Linked DNA regions of Mus musculus: regions 2 and 3 are each linked to region 1. The links are chromatin contacts, found by Hi-C or POLR2A ChIA-PET in ENCODE. All regions are on one chromosome and are shown on one strand. Each heading gives the region's core, a stretch centred on a gene start or an enhancer-like site at or near the end of the contact. The rest is flanking DNA. Distances are from core to core; before and after follow the strand shown.

Region 1 (4,262 bases), core at 785-3,284:
TAACAACCAAGAGAGGGCAGGGATGGGAAGAGATCAAGGCAAGACCTAATTTGTATTGGGATAAAGACCTCATTGTCTTGTTCTAATCTATGTAAGGAAATAGTTATATTAGTCCATAGAACAGAGGTTGCTGTTCTCTTTCTGTGAATAGACAACCATGACAATGGCAACTTATAGAAGAAAGCATTTAATTCAGACATTATATATAGTTCAAAGGGTTAGAGTCTGTGGTCATTGTGGCAAGAAGCATGGTAACAGGCAGGTGTGGTGCTGGAGTAGTAGCTGTTAGCTTGTATTCCACCTCAAGCCACCAAGCAGGCTGGCAGGCAGACACACCCACATCCACACCCAGAGAGAGAGTTGGGTCAGACAGACAGACAGACTGGGCCAGGTGCTGGCTTTTGAAACCCAAAGCCCACCCTGAGCAACATGCTTCCTCTAATGAGGCCACACTTATCCTTCCTAAACAATCCATCAACTGGGAACCAAACATTCAAGTATATGAACATATGGGGGCCTGCCACTCAAACTACCACAGGTGCCTCTGGACAAGACCCTACCCAGCTAAGCTTCTAACATGTAAAAAGGAAAAGCCCAAGTAATTTTCTATTCCCCAAAACCATGACAAAGGAAAACGGCTGCAAATGTGATTCAGTGGGGCCAGGCTCCATCCCAAGAAGGCAGCAGAATTTGGCCATGATGTCTGTGTGGTTCTGACTTTAGAGTCAAGTCTGTAACTATGGAGAGTGTATGGCAGTGTAGTCCCTGCATGGAAGGTACTGAGAAGCTATTGTGAGTCATTTTGGAATTCAAACCTGGATTTCAGTGGAGATCCTAGAGCCATGAGACATCCGCCAAGGAGAGAATTGTCTTGAGCCTTAGAAGATATTTGGACCTTTAAATAATGTTGAGACTGTGAAAGTCTATGGGGACTTTTGACGGAGAACCAAATGCATTTTGCATTATAGTATGGTCTATGGGGGCCAGGGAGTGGAAGGAGGTGGTTTGAATGAGAATGGCTTCCATAGGCCATGTTTCAGTGTTTGGTCCCCAGTGATGGAACTGTTTGGGAAGAATTGGGTGCAGCCTTGGTGGTGGAGGTGGTCTTCGAGGTTTTAAAAGACTTGTGCCATTCTCAGTGGATTAAGGTGTGAGTCCTCAGCCTGTGGCCAAGCCTTAACAATACCAGCATGGACTGTTACACACTGCACCTCTAAGCCTGGTTAAACTGTTTTATAAGTCACTTCAATCATGAAGTTTTATCATAGCAACAGAAATGTAACTATGTCAGGCAAGTGCCCTTAATCACTGAGCGATCTCTCCAGCTCCTGTTTTTTTTTTTATCAACTCTAATTTTGTCTGTTTGTTTGCATTGGGTATGTTTATTTGTGCAGGCTAGTTTTATGTCAATTTGACACAAGCTTGAGTCATCAGAGTGGGGAGCCTCAATTGAAAATGTCTCCATGAGCTTGGGCTGTAAGCAAGCCTGTGAGGTCATTTTTAAAAATTAGAGATTAATGGGGGGAAAGCCCATTGTGGCTGGGGCCATCCCTGGACTGGTGGTCCTGGGTTCTCTAAGCAGCCGTATTTGCAGACAGTTTGGAGTCACCCGATGTGGGTTCTGGAAATTGAACTTGGGTCCTCTGAAGAGCAGCATGTGCTCTCAACCTCTCAGTATCAACTGGAACCAGAGTGGTCTGACTGGCCTCCTAGGTCTGAGGCACAGGGGCCATTGTATTAGACACTGAGTTGGTAACTGGACTGCTTACGAGAACCATCTGGTACCCTGTTAGACTAGGAAGTGCTTGCCGAGTTCACTGAGACAGCAGGGCCCAGCTCTCCAAGAACAAGAACAAGTTCTGCGTCAATGTAAATTCTCCTGACCATATGCTGGAGTAAAAGGCAGGCAGTCCAGGGCAGAGACTGCCTGGTCATCACTTCAGCTCCTGCTGTCAATCAGCAGTCGCTGGGCGGACCTAGCCAATCAGGGCCTTCAAGCTTACACCACTCAATCAAGAGCGAGGTAGGGCAGTGGGAGGCGGATTTTCTCTGTCCGCCGTGTTGTAGACTGAACTCCGTGGCTCAGGGAGGCCCCGTGGGTGCGTGTGCTGCGCTGTGGCCGCCGCTGTGAGGGGAGCACGGGCAGCTCGGAAGCCGCGACATGGTGAGCGCAGGGCCGCTGTCCCAGGTGGAGAGGAGTGGCAGCTATCGGTAGCTCTTCGCTTGTGCGGCGTTAGGCCCGCTGCGGTTGGCGGCGACTAGGTCGCTGCGGCTGTGTCGCTCCGCCCTTCGGCCGCGTCTGCGCAGAGCTCAGGGCGCCGCAGGGGAGGCCCCGCCCTCCGTGTCGGTGACGTCACGGCCACGAAGTGGTTTTTGTGTTGTACCCTGAGGCTGTTTGCTGAACTCAAGGTCCTGCCGGTTCCCCTGAGTTGTCTTCACATATTGGTGGAGAGTCCACTTTGAAATACTTTTGTGGGAGTTGTAAACTCTTAAGTTTTTGCTTATTTATGCCTATGTTGGATAGTATTTGTGAAGACAATTACTCTCCTGAGTTTAATTTGCTCTTTTAAAAGAACATTGACTATTTTGTGAGGTTCTTTTTTTATACTGTTTTGTAGATAAATTAGTTTCCAAATATTCGTACACTATTATGATCATTAAATTTCTTTGTAAAGATAAAATCTTTTATTTGTGTACTATTTATTTAGAATTGTCTGGAACGTTGAGGGTTTTTTTTCCCCCTTTACATATAAACCTTAGAACGGCTTTCTGCTGTTACACAAGATGTTAGCATTCTTGTTGGGATTGTGTTTTGAATTTATAGTGTAAATTGAGGAAAGCAACATCTTGGTGTTGTCTTCTATTTACTAGGCCAGTGCATATTCTTATTTGATTTTTTTTTTCTTTTTTCTGGACACTGGATCTCTCTGTGTCAGTGGTTCTTTACCTTTCGGTTAAGACAATCAGAAAACACTAATTCCCAATGGCTTTAGGAACTGAGATACTGCTCAGTTACAACATTACAATTATAACATAGCAACAAAAATAATTTTTTGGTTGGGAGTCACCTCAACATGAGGAAATGTATCAAAGGGCCGCAGCGTTAGGAAGGTTTAGAGTGACTGCTCTATGTATTCCTGGCTGTATGGGAATTTGCCATGTAGCTCAGGCTGGCCTTGAGTTCACAGAGATCCCTCGTCTCTGACTCCCAAGTGCTGGAATTAAAGACCTGTGCCACCGTGCCTGGCTTGATTCATTTTTGAAAAAGAAATTTATCTTCATCCAAGGATCTTTGTGAAATTTAGTATATGCTTCTCTTTGTGTCTCCTTTGAGCTGTGGTGCTACATACTCGGGGAAATTGCTAACCATTCAGTTGCTCATTGCTATTATACTGGAAGATGGACTTCTTGTGTTAATCTTGTATTCAAGAAGATTTTTTTAAAAAAGATTTATTTATTATTATAAATAAGCACACTGTTGCTGTCTTCAGACTCACCAGAACACATCCCAGTGGTTGCTGGGATTTGAACTCAGGATCTTCAGAAGAGCAGTTAGTGGTCTTACCCGCTGAGCTATCTCCCCAGCCCCAAGAAGTTTTCTTATTATTTCCTTGAGTTTTTGTTGGTCTTGGAATTTCCTATTTGAAAAGACTTGTATTTTATGTGTTATACTTAACAATTTTATTTTGAGATTCTAATACAATTAAACATTTCTCCCTTCATTTTTCTCCCTCCAAACCTCCTTCCATAATCCTCCCTGCTCTTCTTCACATTCGTGGCTGCTTCTTATTCCATTAATTGTTGTTGCATGCTTGTAACATCTATATTCCTAACTATAACCTGCTCAGTCCATGGAATGTTACCCGTGTGTATGTTTTCAGGGCTGACTGTCAAGCATTGGACAAGCAAGCAGTGTGCTCGTCCCTGGGGAAGAGTATCTCTCCTACTCCCAGATTTCCTTAGTTACCTGTAGTTCTTTGTGTACGATTGAGGCATTGTGGGCTTGTCCCTACCCAGTTTTTCATGTCCATTGGTGTTATCTTTGCTCAGCTCATTCTGAATAGACTTTATGAGTAAGTGAGATATTATTTCTAGGAGACCCAGTCTCACAGGAAATCTCCCTGATTCTCTGGCTGCTACACCTTTTCTACCCTAGACTCTTACTTTTTAAAGTCTCAGTGGCTCCCCTGTCCTGTTCTCTTTCCAGTTGTAGCATCTTCATCTGGCCTTCATGCCTTTCCTAACCCCCATGACTTGGTATG
Region 2 (4,262 bases), core at 550-3,049, 95 kb after region 1:
CTAACCAGTACCCCCAGAGCTCCTTGGAACTATACCACCAATCAAAGAAAACACATGGTGGAACTTGTGGCTCTAGCTATATATATAGCAGAGGATGGCCTAGTCTTTCATCAATGGGAGGAGAGACCCTTGGTCCTTTGAAGGCTCTACACCCCAGTATAGGGGAATGCCTAGGCCAGGAATGGGAGTGCATTGGGGAGCAGGGGGAGAGGGGAGCAGATAGGGGATTTTCAGAGGGGAAACTAGGAAAGGGGATAGTATTTGAAATGTAAATAAAAAAATAAAATAAAAAATACTACAAAAAAAGAAAGTTGTAGTTTTAAAACTGCAAAGCTTGCTTTAAAAAAAATCAGTTTTTTTTTTAAACCATTCCTTTCTGTGTGCATGTGTGGCTATGCATTGCCATGATGCATGTATGAGGTGAAGGGACAGGAGTTCAAAGAAATTCTGTGGTTCTCGATTCTCTCCTTCTACCAAGTGGCTTATAAGGATTAACCCCAGGTCTCTGGGCTTGGCAGCAAAAGATGCCACCCACAGAGAGATTCGGAGGAACCAAGAACCTAAGTATTTTGTTTTTTTCTTTCTTCCTTTTGAGATAGGTTCTCACTATGTAATCCTGACTTGCCTGAACTCACGACATAGACCTGGCTGACCTAGAACTTACAGAGATCCACCTGCTTCTGTCTCCAGAATACTGGGATGAAAGGTGACTCCCAACCAGCTCAGCAAGAATCTAAGTTCTAAAAGGAAAACCTTGTTCACTTGATGGTAAGCGCCTTGAAACACTCAGGGTCACACCACCTAAGGAACACCAGTGAACACCTGGTCAGACTGAAAACTGCTGCGGAAAGTCATGGAATTGCAAGGATGTTAGAATACGGGTACAGCCCTGGGAAAGAGCAAAGCAGAGATTCATGATTCACAACTTCAAAACTGACTTAAAAGCAATTATCATTAAGATAGGATAAAGCTGCAGATAGGCCTAAGGAGTAATAGAGCACTTACCCAGCATGCTATGCAAAGCTGTTGCATCTAACTTCCAGACTGTGGGTGGGAAGGAGTAAATATTTTTTAAGAAAAGAAAAAATAAACTATACTAGGCTCTGTGACAACCTGAGTTCTATCCGTTAATCGCGGAAGGACAGCACTCATTCCATAAAGTTGTCCTGTGACCTTACACCTTCCTCACTCTACACACACACCGGGGACACACACCAATAAATAAGGCTGATTTAAGTAGGAGAGAGGGAGGGGGAAGGAGAGAGCTGCAGCGCACGGCAGGGGTCCTCCACTTCGTCTACTCGCTAGTCCCGCTCCACGTTTCTCTCCCTTGTCCTGGGGCAGCCCAGGCTGTCCCCTCTCCTCCAACAGCTGCGGGTTTACTGTGAAGCCCGCACGCAGGGTTACAAGTGAGTGCGACGTTAAGCTGTCACAACCCGCACTAGGAGAAACCTGCGCCGTCGAAGGAGCTGTGGGCAGACCAGCTCAGCACCGAGCGACCCCGCCCACGCGGGTGCTCTGGGCTCTGCAGCGTGCTGCCCTCGTCTCTCCGGGCCAGCCTGGCTCCCTCTGGCCAGCCGCAATCCGTCCGGGGGGAGCTCGCGGCTTCGCCTTTTAAACTCTAATCTTCGCACCAAGCCGAACTTTCCCAGACGCTGGACCCACCCCTCCCCCAGTCCCAAGGAGGACCCACCACCCCGGCTCCCGCGGCTCAGCCGGCCGCTCTTCCCCTTCTGGGGACTTCGGCCCTGCGCTCACCATGGCGCGGCTTCGAGCTCGGCCGCGCTCCCCTTAGCTACGGGCCGCAGTGGCCACAGCGAAGGGGGCCGAACCCGCTGCGCCTTCTCCGCTTCCCAGCGGAATGCACAGCGGGATTGCGATGGAGCCCGCCTCCCACCGCTCCCTGGCGCTCCTGATTGGATGGCTTGTCTGGAGGCCCTGATTGGCTAGGGCCCGACTTCGCTCAGCTCGGGAGAGATTTGCATAAAAGCCAGACCTGCCTGCTTCTTGCTGGGTACTTTAGTCTTCGGTGATCTCAAAAGCTTAGTTCCTATTGGTCTTGGGTCGTTGGTGTCCACAGTGCATTTACCAACTCAACGTCCAGTGTAGTGATTTCTTGCTTCAGACCTAGAATTGTTATAGGACCTTGGGTATGATGTATTCCGTGGACCTGGATTTTTATTCAGGGAAGCCAAAAAAAAATTTTTTTTTTTTTAAGGCGTGAGCGCCACCACTGCCTGGCTCCTTTTATTTTATTTTATTTTTTTTAAAGATTTATTTATTATTTTATGTAAGTACACTGTAGCTGTCTTCAGACACACCAGAAGAGGGAGTCAGATCCCGTCATGGATGGTTGTGAGCCACCATGTGGTTGCTGGGATTTGAACTCTGGAAGAGCAGTCGGGTGCTCTTACCCACTGAGCCATCTCACCAGCCCGGAAGCCAAAATTTTTGATAGTGGTCTGTCAAGTGGGGCTTGGTGGTTGGTACAAGTCCCCTTAATCCCAGCACTCATTCTGCTGGCAGCGAAAGACAGATCTCTGTGAGTTCTAGGCCAGCCTGGTCTACATTGTAAAAATCTGGGCTAGTTAAAGTTGCACAAAGTCTGGTCATTGTTAGAGGCCAGAACACACTGGCTCCTCATCAGCTCTTTCTGGTAGAGTTATTAAGACGCTATCTGTACTGTGATTTTACAACTCTTAACTTATAATTCAGTCCAGTATCTGGTCCTCTGTGCTCAACTTCACAGCTGGAAATAAGATAATAACAAATTCCAAGCGACTGGAGAAAAATGAAGGCGTTTTAAATATTCAGTTCTTCAGAGAGACACGGAACCTTAGAGAAAAGGCAAAAACGGCTGTGAATTTTGGCACAAGATTTTTTTTTTTAAGTCCCCCTGGGGGAGAAATTTCTGTTCTTTGTTTCTCACAGGCCAGTTCTGCTATTTTCTCAAATTTCCCATCTCCCTGGCTTAGGGTACAAAGCCTTATCTAAGGAATAACTCGGGATTTGAGGCTTCCTCTTTTCCTTATCATGATTTAAGTTACATAGTAAACCATGGGTAACTCCAAGTCTCATTATGGGCCGGTACCAGCCAGCGCTTGGAAGAAACATGCCCAGCACCTACTGCTTATCTGTAACTGGTGAACTCTAAATGCACTTTATACTGAAATGGACAATGACAGTCCAATTCAGTGGTTCTTGACCTGTGTGTCATCAGATCATCAGAAAACACATATTTACATTATGATTCACAGTAGTAGCAAAATTATAGTTTATACAGTAGCCAAGAAAATAATTTTATGGTTGGGGGGATCACCACATCATGATGAACTATTAAAGGTCATGGCATTAGGAAGGGTGAGGACCACTGTCTCACACCATCACATATGCTAGCTCAGACTAAATCATGTGGTGTTTAACTTTAATTTTTTCAAAACCTATTTTTAATGATGGTTCTTAAATGCTTTAGCCTTCCTTCTAGCCCACCACCCTCCAGAGGTAGTGGAAAAGAAAGGATACAGGAGAAGTGGACCTGTTTAGAAAGGTTCTTTGGAGAACCTTCCATCTGCATTGTCTGGAAATCTGCAGTTCAGTTCACAGGTCATCAACAGCAGCTCGATTCACTTGTAAACACTTCACAGATATACCAACAGTCCAGTTTGATAGAGTTGGGATAGCAAACATGAGTCAGCAGTGGTGGTACTATTTAGCAGAGACAGCCAGGCCTCAGCCTCGGCAGCAGAAAGGACCAACCAGCAGGAACGCCAGGAAGAGTTCTTGGCTGTGCTTTTCTCAGCGAAGTGAAGATCATCAAAGAAGTCAAAAGACCAACACGTGATGCACAGCTAGCTCTATAAGCAAGCCTAGCTCAGCCTCAGTCACTGTGCACTGAGTCCCTTTTATACCCTCTCCAAACATCATGAGTTCTCTTTGTGCCTTGCCTAAACACATGCCATACTTCAGCATGTATGTCTGTCTCAGCTAACATCACTCTGCCAATCAGCCCAAGTCTGCAGAAGTGGCAAGAAGCTGCAGCACATCACCAGGAGTTTTTTGGTGCATTTATCTCTATGGAGTTCTGACAAATGCAGCTCAACTGCACAATGTAAGGTGGACCAATACATGCGTGTGGTTAGCAAAGAATCCTTCATCACATGTCCTTTCATGTGCTTGCTTTAGCAGAGCATCTTTTCACATGTGTCCACTTCAGGAAAACACTCCTTCACGTGTTTGCCTCAGCAAAACCCCATCCAATACAA
Region 3 (4,262 bases), core at 676-3,175, 73 kb before region 1:
CAAACAAAAAAGACCGATAAATGGTTTCCTTTGAGAAACAGGTGAAAACTGAGGCTAGCCTTTTCTCCTCTTGTAGGCTGGCATTTTTACCTCTTTGGAGTCTGCTTGGGAAACACCCCCTCCCTTATTGCTTCAGGGTCCCAGGGTCCTATGGCAAGTCCCCTCCTAAAGCTATTGTCAGAGCACCCACTCACCCAGAATGATGACAACCGTCTTGACTAGGCTGAGTGTGGTCTCTCGGTAGCGGGGATGGCAGCTGACGTGCTCCGCCATGCGTTCCACCCGTCTACGCACATAGAAGAAAATTCGTGTGTAGACAGCTACCATGAGTAGGAAGACAAGCAGGCTGGATAGGGCCCACGCAGCCAAGTAGGAGCGGCTGAACAGGGGCACCATGCGTGAGCAACTGTCCAAGTCACAGAGGCAGTGCCAGAAGTGTGCAGGTAGCAACCCCAGACCCAGTGCAGCCGCCCACACACCCACGATGAGTGTGACCACACGGCCCCGGGGCAGGCGGCTGTGTAGCTGTACCGCCATCACACTGCGGTGCCGTTCCACAGCGATGGCCAGCAGTGTGGCCACTGACGCCGTGAGGCTGGTGTCCAGCAGGCCCTGTCGCAGGAACCAGCCTTTGATGGAGAGCCTGGCAGTGCGTGGGCCAGTATGGAACATGAGGAAGAGGTAGGCCATGCCAGCGAAGAGGTCAGCCGCAGCCAAGTTGCCAAGCAGGTAGTATATGGGCTGGTGGAAGCGTCGGTTGGAGGCGATGGCTGCAATAACCAGCAGATTGGTCAGCAATACCAGCACACTGACTGTCAGCCCCAGGGCCACCACCACCACATCTTTGGGGCGCCAGTGAAGGCTGAGCTCCTTGCCGCTGTTATTATAGAAAAAGCCGATGGTCTCGTTGTAGTAGCACTGGCCCATGATGGCTGCCTGTGGATACAGAAGACAGATCAGTGCAGGTGGCCCCTGATGGAAGGGCACTTGAACAAAGCAGTGGCCAGAGACTAGAATCAAGATTGGGTGAGTGCAACCTACAGGATCAGAGGCCCTCTGTGCAAGAAGTCTGTGCTGAAGGCCAAAGTGACCTTTAAAAAGCAATTTCTATTTATTTACTCATAAAGCAGGGTCTCTCGATGCATCCCAACTGACCTAGAACTTGCTTTGAGACCACACTGGCCTCAAAATCAGAGATCCACTAGCCTCTGCTGAATGCTGGCATAACAATTTAAAACGGTTTTCTGATCGGCTTTTCTTTTCTTTTTTAAATCTTAAGAACCCAGAGCAAATGCATCCACATTGCAATTCAGTGCCACGTGCCACTAATCCGTGACTGGGTTGGACACCTGTGGTTTTCAATGGGCGTGGGTGGGTTGGCTGGGGCAGCACAAAGGCGGAGTGAGCTGCTGGGGTTAGCCTTAAGAAGATCAAACTTGTGCCAGGGTCCTTGCACAGTGCAGAGGCCAGGGGGTGTGTGCACACCAGAGCGAGGTCCGTGGTCAACACCCGGAGGGCAATGCCAAGGCACTGAGGGGACTTAGCGCGAGCAGAGTAGACAGAGACCGCCCAGAAGTTGAGTTACAGGCAGGATTCCGCGCAAGAGCTCTGAAAGCAGTCCATTCCTGGGTGGGACTGAGGGCCAAGAAGGCCTCCAGGACAAAAGAGGGTATTGCAGACAACCCTGGGCTAGGAGAAGGATTGTGGAGAAGAGGGGGCCCCGCCTCGCTTTCTTCGGTGGCCTGCACCCACCCTAAACCGGTTGGTGTTGGTCTTACCTGCACATCCAGTCAAGCGGCAGATGGGGCTGGCTCGCGGTGGGTTGAAGCAGGACTGAGACCCATGGCCGGGCAACCGAGCGGTTGCGCAGCAGCGTCCGGTGTTCCTGGAGCCCCCGGCTGAGGAGGCGGGAGAGGCGGGACCTCAAAGCCACGCCCCCACCTGCCTTAGCTCTTGGCCCTTGGGGGTGTCCCGCCCCCTGGAAAGTCCCACCCCCACGTCGGAAGTGTGATCTCCTGAAACTGTGGTCATTTCACCGCCTCCCCACAGCCCCCTTTTCCCACGTGGGGCACCCTTTCTACTCCCCCCCCCCCCCCCCCCCGCACATCTCACGTGCTTGCCCTTTCGCGCCTTTGGGGCTGAGTCACCTGGCAGTTGAAAAGATCCACAGCGGGGGGGGGGGGGGCTCTGCGGGCGCCCCCCCCCCCGTTTCTGTCCAATCCTTTACCGAGCTGCAAGCCCCGCCCCACTGTTCCGTGGTCAATCTCCCGGCTGGACCCTCGCCCCACTGCTGCCGCACTACCTTGCTTCCCGAAGTCTCGCCCCAGCCTGCCGCTGGCTCGAGCCTGCAGCAGCCTCCTCCCCTGACCTCCCCCGGTTCGCAGCACACAGCCCCATTGTCCCGATTATCTGCACCGAGTTGTATTTGATTGTGTAGAACCGGATCAGGGACACTGAGCTGAGTGACTCATCTTGGGCTCCAGGCCCTACACTAATTGCCAGTAGGTTTCCCAGGGTGTGTTTAGAAGCCTTGGTTCCATCATCTGGCCCTTAATAAAGGGTTAAAGACGCTGCTCTTACTGGTGACTTATTGTCAGCATTCCAGCACAAAGACAAATGTGCAAGAACAGACAAGATTTATCTTATTTTATTTTGTTTTTCTGAAACAGGGTTTCTCTGTGTAGCCCTGGCTGTCCTGGAACTTTCTCTGTACACCTGGCTGGCATAAAACTCAGAGATCCTCCTGCCTCTATCTCCTGAGTGCTAGGATCAAGTAGAGGTGTGTGGCACTACCGCCCAGCGGATTTTTTTTTTTAAATTAAAATTTTCTTTTATTTGTGCATGTGCACAGGTCAGACAATTTGTAGGGATGGGCTCTCTCCTTCCACTAAGTGGCTCTGGGAGGTCCAACAAATGTGAGGCTTTACAGCAAGCACCACTGCGGTCAGCCCTCCTGCCGGCAGCAGGATATGGTTTTATTTGGAGGTTGTAAGAACACAGATTTAGCCAGCACTTGGGAGGCAGAGGATTTGTGGCTCACAAAGGGAGCTCCAGACCAGCCAGAGCTACACAGTGAGACTTAGCTTAAAACAAACAAACAAACAAACAAATTAAAAGGAGACAGGGCTGGGCTGCAGCCACCTGCTAACTTGGGAGTCTGTTACTGCTGCAAGTGTAGTAGGGCCAGGAGCCATTATGACTGAAATAGTCAAGACACCCGTCTCAGAGGTCAGAGACTCGGGTAGTCCCCAAGGATCTACTGATCTGTATTGACCATTGAGTCTTGACCCCGAAACACCTGCACCTGTGTTGCCTAGCTGTTTAAATCTCCTCTGGCAGGGAGATGATGGGACACTTCAACCAAGTGTCTTGGGACTCCCACAGGTAGGTAATCTTCATTACCGGAACTCACTGGTAACCCCGTCTCTCCCCACACCCCACTGAATTGGTTTGGTCACCAGGTTGGGTCAGGGACCATCAATTCAGTTCTGGGTCCCTCAGGATGGTAGGTGGTCAGAGGTGCTCTTCAGACTCCTCAGGCTCTGGGTCAGCACAACAGGTGGTCCTGGACACAGCATCACTGTTCAGCTTGGAGAGAAGTCGGGCTGTCTCCTGGGTGATCTCAAAGTGCTTGGGCAGAGGGTTCCGGCGCAGGGGGCTGCCTTCAGGGCAGGCAGCAGCAGGGCCCAAACCTCGTACCCTCAAACTACCTCGGTGCACTGCTGAGACAGTGACAGGAGTCTCCTCACACAGCTTGGAGGCCACCAGAGCCAGGCTGGAGAGTTGATGAGTAACTGGCCTCACACCTCCCCGGGAATACTTCACTGGCTGGCGGCTGAAGTGGCCCCGGGATTGTGCTCCCAGGGCCAAGTCCTCAGGGCAGTGGCTGGACCCTGTGGAGCGGTTAAGTGCTCAGCATCTCCAAGTTCTTTGGATGTACTCCCAGCCAAGCAACCCTGGGGCGAAGTGAGGGCTCTCTAGACACTCACCATCCCCTGCCCCATCTCTGGTGTCTTCCACCTCCTCCTCCCTCTGGTCCCTCTGCAGAGTTGCAAGCTGCAGGAAGAAACCCAGAACGTGACTCCCAATAGCAAAGTCCCTGTTTAGGGATTTCTGGAGAAAAGATCGGTAAATTAAGAGGATTCACTGTGGAAGCATGAGAACCCAAGTTTAAATGCCAAGCATGGCTGGGTGCTTGTAACTTCTGTATTGTGGGGTGGGGACAGGGGTCCTGGGAGCTCTTTGGCATGCCAGTTCAGCTT

What was found. Hi-C counts contacts between places; a loop is a spot of excess contacts on that map. ChIA-PET counts read pairs that join two places held with the same protein, here RNA polymerase II (POLR2A).
Region 2: POLR2A ChIA-PET joins it to region 1 with 28 read pairs in Patski. The contact joins the promoter of Zfp964 here to the promoter of Zfp963 in region 1. A Hi-C loop is called at or near these places in 2 of 37 maps with a recorded cell type or tissue (mouse embryonic stem cell and mouse trophoblast stem cell). POLR2A ChIA-PET finds 5 or more read pairs at or near these places in 4 of 5 experiments (Patski and embryonic stem cell).
Region 3: POLR2A ChIA-PET joins it to region 1 with 15 read pairs in Patski. The contact joins the promoter of Lpar2 here to the promoter of Zfp963 in region 1. POLR2A ChIA-PET finds 5 or more read pairs at or near these places in 3 of 5 experiments (Patski and embryonic stem cell).

The regions. Positions count from the first base shown.
Region 1 is chr8:69,747,734-69,751,995 of GRCm38, reverse strand. It overlaps Zfp963 (zinc finger protein 963), which reads left to right and starts at 2,034. Exons shown (of 4, transcript NM_001200023.1): 1 at 2,034-2,164. The coding sequence starts at 2,162.
Region 2 is chr8:69,652,093-69,656,354 of GRCm38, reverse strand. Zfp964 (zinc finger protein 964) reads right to left here and starts at 1,799. Exons shown (of 4, transcript NM_001177527.1): 1 at 1,759-1,799. The coding sequence starts at 1,761.
Region 3 is chr8:69,820,228-69,824,489 of GRCm38, reverse strand. It overlaps Lpar2 (lysophosphatidic acid receptor 2), which reads right to left and starts at 1,925. Exons shown (of 3, transcript NM_020028.3): 1 at 1,779-1,925; 2 at 195-936. The coding sequence starts at 927. Gmip (Gem-interacting protein) reads right to left here. Exons shown (of 21, transcript NM_198101.1): 20 at 3,990-4,056; 21 at 2,620-3,893. The coding sequence ends at 3,514.